Linked DNA regions of Homo sapiens: region 1 is linked to region 2. Evidence: read pairs that join two places in POLR2A ChIA-PET (ENCODE). Cell type or tissue: HepG2. All regions are shown on one strand.

Region 1 (4,000 bases), 120 kb before region 2:
CTGCTGGCCTCAAGCAATCCACCATGCCTAGCCACCGAAAATGTTTAAGGCTTATATGAGTCCAGAAAGTTTGAAGATCATGATTCCAAGGATACCTCTTCAAAAGCAAACCAGAGCAGGAGGAGGTAGTTTTCCCAGTCTCTGTAATTTAGGAGTGTAATTTGTACTTGTTTGTTTGAAGGCACGTGGAAATGATGTTTGCTGTTGGTTGAAGGTCTGCCCAGAAGACATCCCCTAGGTCCAGTTTAGAGGTCAAGGTCAGCCCTCTCTGGGCAGGCCAGGCTCTCTGGCAGCACTGACCATGTGCAGGCAGCAGGCCAAAGGGCCAGAGCCAGGTCAGCTGCTGCCCCCAGGGTGGGTGGAGCTCACAGAGGCCCCAGCTCTTCTAAGGTAGGGTTGGAGCCTCTTCCTGCAATGGAAGGTTGGGGGACAGGGTGATGAGACACTGATGCTTCCAAGGGGTATATGGACACATGTTGGGAGTGTCACCAATAAAGGCCATACACACCCCAAAAATCTGCCTCTGCAATGGCACACCAACAGCCACTAATGGTAGTTATTATTGTGTGCTTACCTTGTGCCAGGCAGTAGCCTTAAGTGCCTTCTGTATACTGCACTATGTTATTTAATCTTCCAATGATTAGAAACCCAGGCAGCCTGACTCAAAGGAGGTGAGGCTGGGTGCCATTTTCCTCTTCCATTAATTGAAAGGGTCATAATAACAAACATTCCTTATTTCAGAGTTTAATGTTATTTTAAACTATTAATTCAGACTTATGAATTAGGAATGATTAGAAACCCAGGCAGCCTGACTCAAAGCCGTGTCATGTGGGACACTGGTGTCAACACAGACATTCTAGACTCTGAAGGGTCAATGTGAGACCTTGCTCTTCAAAGCATTACATCTCTCTGATCCTCGGTTTTCCCATCTGCAAAATGGGTTCATAAGAGCTGTCTTACCAGACCTTTGGGTTCTAAAGCCTTCCAGGCAGCGGCAGCTGCTCTTCACCTGAGAGGGACTTTGCCATCATCAGAAAAGTTTGTACCTGATTTAGGAGGCTGAAATCTTAATTTTAAAGTGTCAGGTAAGGAAATAGGGAGAACAAACCACTCTTTTTTGGTGGCCTCTCTAGTTGGCTCTGTTTGGACCACCCTCTGGCATTTTCCACACCTTGGGCATCCCCAGCTCCCACTTGGAGCCTGAACAACTATTTCTCCCAAACTCCAAATGCCATAGCACCTGCAGGATGCCTGAGGCCGTCTGGACAATTCTCAGGCTGCCCCTATTAGACATCTCTGGTAAGTGGATGGGAGCTGGCCTAGAGAAGTCAGGGTATGTTTGAGTTGGAGCCCAGAGACCAGGGTCTCACCCTGCAAAACCATTTACTTTGTGATCCCGGTCAGCTGGCTTAGCCTCTGGGAGCCTCGTTCCTTCACTCATCCGTGCCCACCAGTGCCACTCATCAGGGCTGGGCGCTACGGACTCAGGGACGAGTCAGACAGGCCCATCCCTCCCAGCCTGCTAGTTTCATAGGAGAGGCAGACAAGGAAACAGAGTGATGGGTAGGGTGATCCCTTCTGCCTGGGAGAAGCCGGGTGCCTGGGCTATCAGGAGGACTTCTTGGAGGATGTGAGGCTGGGTGCCATTTTCCTCTTCCGTTAATTGAAAGGGTCATAATAATGAACATTTTTTATTTCCGAGTTTAATGTTATTTTAAACTATTACTATAAAAGTAACACATGCTCATGGTGAAAACTTTCAAGAGAACAGAAAGGTATTGAGTGAAAAATCTCATTCCTTGCCCATCCCCAGAAGGAACTAATTGCTGTTCACAGTTTCTCATGAAGTCTTCTAGAAATGTTCCCTGTGTATGGAAACATACATGGAACAAACATCAAAAGCCCAAATAAATAATAATAGCTCCCACTTGAGTGTCTGCTAGGGGCCCCCTCACCCATTGCGCTTGCTTTTCCGTGTAATGATAGACCTTGGACATATTTCTAGGTCCACAATCAACTTTCCAAGGTACCGCAAGAGAAACCCGGAACATCTTAGGGGCAAGTGAACGAACAGTTCCTTTCCTGGTGCCTTCATCTGAATAGGCCTAGCTCTGAGCCGGCCCCGCAGGTCCATCCTCCCATCGAAACCTCCCTGTGGTTGGGCCATTGTCGCATCTGTTTTCAGATGGGGAATCTGGGGCTCAGAAAGCACAGCAGGGTTCTGAGGCTGCACGGTGACCAAAGGCAGGTCCGTGCCGTGGCGGACCCCACAGGGCTCTGGAGCCAGAAGGAGGCCACGCTGTCCTCGGAGTCCTGGTTTCCGGAAGCGAGCAGGATTAAATATAACCCAGGCAGGCAGGAGGCGGGTGTTGAAAGCACAGGCTTAACCAAAAAGTGCAGGCCAAAGGGCAGCCCCGCCCTCCACCCCGCTGGGCTCTGGGGACAACTGCACTGACCAGTCTCGTGGGATTCTGGCCGGGCAGCTGGCATTCCCACCCACCCAGGTCCCCCCGCAGGGCGAGGCCCAGTCCCCCAGTGTGTCATCCATGTACAGGTTGCCACCTCTGACCTGGCGACTCCACTCTGGAAATCGGGGTCATGGTGATGGGCAGAAACACTACAAACAAAGGGCTCTGCCAGGTGGTCTCCGGTCTGCCCAGAAGGAGAACCATCACTGGCTGTGTGGCCCGAGCTTGGGCAAGTCCCTCACCCTTTCTTCCTTTTTCATTTTTTAAATTTTAATCGAGGTTAAACTCAAGATTAGTCATTTTAAAGTGAGCAATTCGGTGGCGTTTAGTACATTCACAACGCTGTGCGACCACCATCTCTAATTCCGAAGGAGACCCCGTTACCTATTAAGCAGTCTGTCCCCACACCCTCCTTCCCCCATTCCCTGGCAACCACTAATCTATTTCTGTTTCTGTGGACTTCCTTATTCTGGACATTTCATAGAAAAGGAAGCATACAACATGTGGTCTTCTCTGATTGGCTTTTTTCACTTAGCATAATGTTTTCAGGGCTCCTCTGTTTTGTAGCACATGTCAGTATTCCATTCCTTTTTAAGTTTTTTGAGACAGGGTCATGCTCTGTTGCCAGCCTGGAGTGCACTGGTGAAATCTTGGCTCATTGCAACCTCTGCCTCCCAGACTCAAACCATCCTCCTGCCTCAGCTGAGACTACAGGGACATGCCACCATGCCTGGCTAATTTTTGTATTTTTTGTAGAGGCGGGGTTTCGCCATGTTGCGCAGGCTGGTCTCGAACTCCTGGCCTCCTCCTGCCTCAGCCTCCCAAAGGGCTGGGATTACAGGCGTTACCCACCATGCCTGGTCTTTCATTCCTTTTTATGTATATTGGATATATCATGATGGATTTATTCATTTGTCGATGGACATTCGGGCTCCATTTGCCTTTGGGCTATTATGGATAGTGCTTCTATGACACTCAACTTCTCTCAGCCTTGTTTCTCAGATCTGTAAAATGGGGATAATCAAAGTACCTACCTCACAGAGCTTGGGGGAGGATTAAATGAGACAGATGCAAAGCCCTTACCTGGCGCATAGTGAGTTGTGCATTCCCCTTTGTGGTTTCTGTCGGGTGTTTACAGTACAACCTAACATGATTCCAGCACTTCCTGTGTCCTGCTTCGAGCACTTTGCCTGTTGTAACTCACTGATGGCAATGCTTTTGGTATATTCCTTAATTCCTCCAGCAACATTGTGACGTAGGCCCTGCTCTCATGAATTTCGCTTACAGAAAATCAAGGCTCAGAGAGGTCAGCTAAGGCTTTGCCTGCGGAGGCAGGATTGGTTCCCAGGCCAACCTGATCCTGGGCCTGTGCTCTAAACACCTCTGCTGGTCTGCGCTCCTCGGGGAGTTTACACAGCAGTGTTTACCTGTTTACAGTTTACACGGCGATGTCTCTGGGCTGGGAATTAGGGGGGAGTTTCACTTTCTTTTTCACCCTGGCCTCTCACCGTTCCACATTTCTATAATTGTTT
Region 2 (4,000 bases):
AGTTGGAAACTTAGGCTCGCACAGAAATCTGCAGGTGGACGTGTCTACCAGCTTTAACTGTAGTTGGCAAAACTTGGAAGCAATCTAGATGTCCTTCCATAGGTGAATGGATACAAAAACTGTGGTACATCCAGACAGTGGAATATTAATCAGCATTAAAAAGAAATGTGTCATCAAGCCATGAAAAGACATGGAGGAAACTAAAATGCATATTATTTAAGTGAAGTCAATCTGAAAAGACTCCATATTGTATACTTCCAACTGTATGACATTCTAGGAAAGGTAAAACTTTGGAGATGGTAAAAAGATCTGAGTGGATTGGGAGGGATGAATGGGGGGAGCCACGGGATTTTTACGGCAGTGGTGAAACTACTCTGTATGATACCATAATGGTAGACACATGTCGTTATCCATTCATCCAAACCCATAGAATGTACAGCACCAAGAGTGAGCACTTAGGTAAACTAAGGACTTCAGGTGATTATGATGCATTAATGTGGATGCATCAGTTGCAACAAACTTACCGCTGTGTGGGAGATGTTGATGGGAAGGGGAGGGTATGCAGGTTGGGGAACAGATGTTGTATGGGAGGTCTCTATACTTTCTGCTGTGAACCCAAAACTGCTTTAAACTGCTATTTAAACGGGAGGAAATAAACCCATCAAAAAACCAAATGGCTCCCGAAAGGTGGATGAGTTCAAAAACAGCACCTCTTCCCTGGGGTGAGGTTAGATTGGGCCCCACTCCTCCAGGTGTTCTTGTGCAGGGCAGAAATGCCAGGTGCACAACATGCATCCAGGGACTGATGAGCTAGCGTTTCTTTGTTTTCTCTTTTATTTATTTCTTTCGAATTGCTTTTTCTTTTTTTTTTGAAACAGAGTTTCACTCTGTCGCCCAGGTTGGAGTGCGGTGGTGCGATCTCGGCTTAGTGCAACCTCTGCCTCCCGGGTTCAAGCAGTTCTTCTGCTTCAGCCTCCTGTAGCTGGGATTACAGGCACCCACCACCACACCCAGCTAATTTTTTTATTTTTAGTAGAGATGGGGTTTTGCCATGTTGGCCTGGCTGGTCTTGAACTCCTGACCTCAAGCAATCCACCTGCCTTGGCCTCCCAAATTGTTGGGATTACAGGAGTGAGCCACCATGCCCAGCCTCTTTCATTAATTTCTGTTCTTATCTTTATTATCTCCTTTCTACTTTCTTTGATTTATTCTGTGCTTTTTAAAAATTTTCTTAGGTGAAACTCAACTCATTAATGGGTTTTTTTTTTCTAACATAGCATTTAAGATCTTAAATTCCCATCAAGCATGACTTTACTTGCATCACACAGCTTTTGATATTGGCATTTTCATTATTTAGTTCTAAGTGTACTTTTATTCCAATTATGATTTCTTGATCCATAAATTATTAGAACTGTGCTTTGGCCAGGCGCAGTGGATCATGCCCGTCATCTCAGCACTTTGGGAGGCCGAGGCAGGCAGATCACAGGAGTTTGAGGCCAGCTTGGCCAACATGGCGAAACTCTGTCTCTACTAAAAATACAAAAATTAGCCAGGCGTGGTGATGGGCACCTGTCATCCCAGCTACTTGGGAGGCTGAGGCAGGAGAATCGCTTGAACCCAGGAGGTGGAGGTTGCAATGAGCCGAGATCGTGCCACTGCGCTCCAGCCTGGGCAACAAGAGCGAAACTCTGTCTCAAATGAACAAAAAACCAAAAACCAGAAAAAAAACCCAAAACTGTGTTTTAAAAATTTCAACCACATTAGAGCTGTTTATGCTCTTCTATTACTGATGTCTAACTTAATTGTATTCTTCTTAGAGATGGAGTTCGGTTTGATAGTGATTCTCTGAAATTTGTAAAAATTTCGGCCTGGGCAATTGCAGCACACTCTGTGTGTGTGCTTGAGAAGAGTGAGCATTCTGTAAGGCTGGGACCAGGACTTTATGCACATCCACCAACTCCCGCCTCCCCCAATGTTGCAATAGCTTCCTGTTTTTGCCTCATTCACCTATAGTGCAATCTCTATGTAGATTCCATTTCTTTGGTGCATTGCAGAGTTTGTCTGGATTCATTTTTCTTTCTCTTGAGTGAATTATTTATAAATTTAGAGATTCTTTAGAAATTGTTGAAGTCAAAGATGCAATTTTGCAAACCAGTTTGACTGTGGGCAGCCCCAGGGCATCATTAGCTGTAGCCTGAGAACAAACACAGGTGCAAACAAAACCAGGGCGTTTCAGCTGGTAAATGCTGCCATGAGGCAGAACTTGCTTTTCCCCAGGCTGGAAATTGGAGAACAGTTTGTCCTGGACCAAGTGATGAAAGGCAGGGCGACATGGGGGAAGAATTGGAACTCCCAGTCCTATGGCTCAGCTGTAAATTCTGCAGAGTAGAGCAGAGAAGGGATTGTTTTGTTCCCTCTTGGGAGAGGACGTGATGCTGAGGGCCCAGTGTGAGAGGCTTTGGGCACAGAGCGACCTTTAATGATTCCCAGAGGCAGCACAGCCCCTGGACACCTGGGCGGCCTCCAGGGAAGGATTAGAGCTGCCTGCACATGTGTAGTCCTAGTGAGACGGCAGGAGGCGGGACTCTGGAGACAGGGCTCAGACATCAGACCAGTCTGAGGACTAGCTAAACAGGGGAAGAGGTAAAAGCACCTCTACAGAATCCATGCCCACTGACAACACCCGGACATTACTGCCACTTTCCATGACAACAGCCTTATGACCCAGAAGTTACCACCCTATTTCTAGAAATTTCTGTATAATCTCCCCCCTTAATTTTCACATAATTAAAAGTGGGTATAGGCCGGGCATGGTGGCTCATACTTGTAATTCCAGCACTTTGGGAGGCCGAGGCGGGCGGATCACCTGAGGTCAGGAGTTTGAGACCAGCCTGGCCAGCATGGCGAAAACCCATCTCTACTAAAAATAACAAAAATTAGCTGGGTGTGGTGACACGTGCCTGTAATTCCAGCTACTGGGGAGGCTGAGGCAGGAGAATAGCTTGAACTCAGGAGGTGGAGGTTGCACTGAGCTGAGATTGTGCCACTGCATTCCAGCCTGGGTGACAGAGTGAAAGTCTGCCCGGAAAAAAAAAAGCAGGTATAAATATGACTGTGGAACTGCCTCTGAGTTGCTACTCTGGGCACATTGGCTATGGGCAGCCCTGCTCTGCCAATGAGTGATACCTCTGCTGCTGCTGTACTCTGCCGCTTCAATAAAAGTTGCTAACACCACCGGCTTGCCCTGAAATTCTTTTCTGGGTAAAGCCAAGAACCCTCCTGGGCTCAGCCCCAATTTTGGGACTCACCTGTCCCTACTAGGGGCACCTGTTCAACATTGCTGGTCCTGGGAGCAGATGCAGAGGCTGAGCTGTGCCACCGCCTGAGATGGGGAGAAGCCTGGTGCTATGGACCGAATGTTTGTGTCCCCTGCAAGTTCTTATGTTGAGATCCTAACCACTAATGAGATGGTATTTGGAGATGAGGCCTTTGGGTGGTGATTAGGGTTAGATTTGGTCATGAGGGTGGGGTACCTATCACAGGATTAGTGCCTTGTAAGAAAAGATGCAAGAGGTCTTACTCTCTACTTTCTGCCATGTGAGGCTACGACAAGAAGACTGTTACTGGCCAGGTCCAGGTCCGTTCTGCCCATGTGCAGTAAATCAATCACTATGACATGGGTTCTGCAAAAGAAAAGATACTTATTCTCAAGGGCACCAGGTGAAGATGTGGGAAAACAGCTCTCAAATCCACTTCTCTGAAAATAAGGCTTAGGGATATTTATGGGTTAGAGAAGTGGGGTGGTTTAAGTCTTGGGGAAAGGTGATTGGCAGTGGGGAAAAATAAAGTAACAGATTCATTTTGCACAAGTGTAGTCAGGGTTCATGACATTTCATAGGACCTATGTACAGAAAATGGTGGTGTTAGCATGATCTGAGGGTGGAGTATTTGGCCCTCTGATGTCCAAAGGCCACCTCTCAGGCACTTGCGCAGGCCCAGT

The links. ChIA-PET counts read pairs that join two places held together with the same protein. Peaks named below come from ENCODE experiments on the same cell type or tissue, not always from the same donor. Only the 100,000 strongest peaks of a DNase experiment are listed, where the experiment ranks them.
Region 1: POLR2A ChIA-PET joins it to region 2 with 5 read pairs; 2 of 35 experiments call an interaction of 5 or more read pairs at or near these places.

The regions. Positions count from the first base shown.
Region 1 is chr4:6,751,608-6,755,607 of GRCh38, reverse strand. No RefSeq gene overlaps it. Among named protein-coding and RNA genes, the nearest start is that of KIAA0232, 29 kb to the left of the region's middle. In HepG2, no CTCF peak of the experiment used is centred here; DNase peaks (open chromatin) are centred at 247, 2,357, 3,648 and 3,834; H3K4me3 peaks cover 1,611 bases.
Region 2 is chr4:6,631,721-6,635,720 of GRCh38, reverse strand. LOC124900653 (a long non-coding RNA gene) reads left to right here. Exons shown (of 2, transcript XR_007058007.1): 2 at 1-4,000. Among named protein-coding and RNA genes, the nearest start is that of MRFAP1, 7.0 kb to the left of the region's middle. In HepG2, no CTCF peak of the experiment used is centred here; DNase peaks (open chromatin) are centred at 1,970 and 2,570; H3K4me3 peaks cover 413 bases.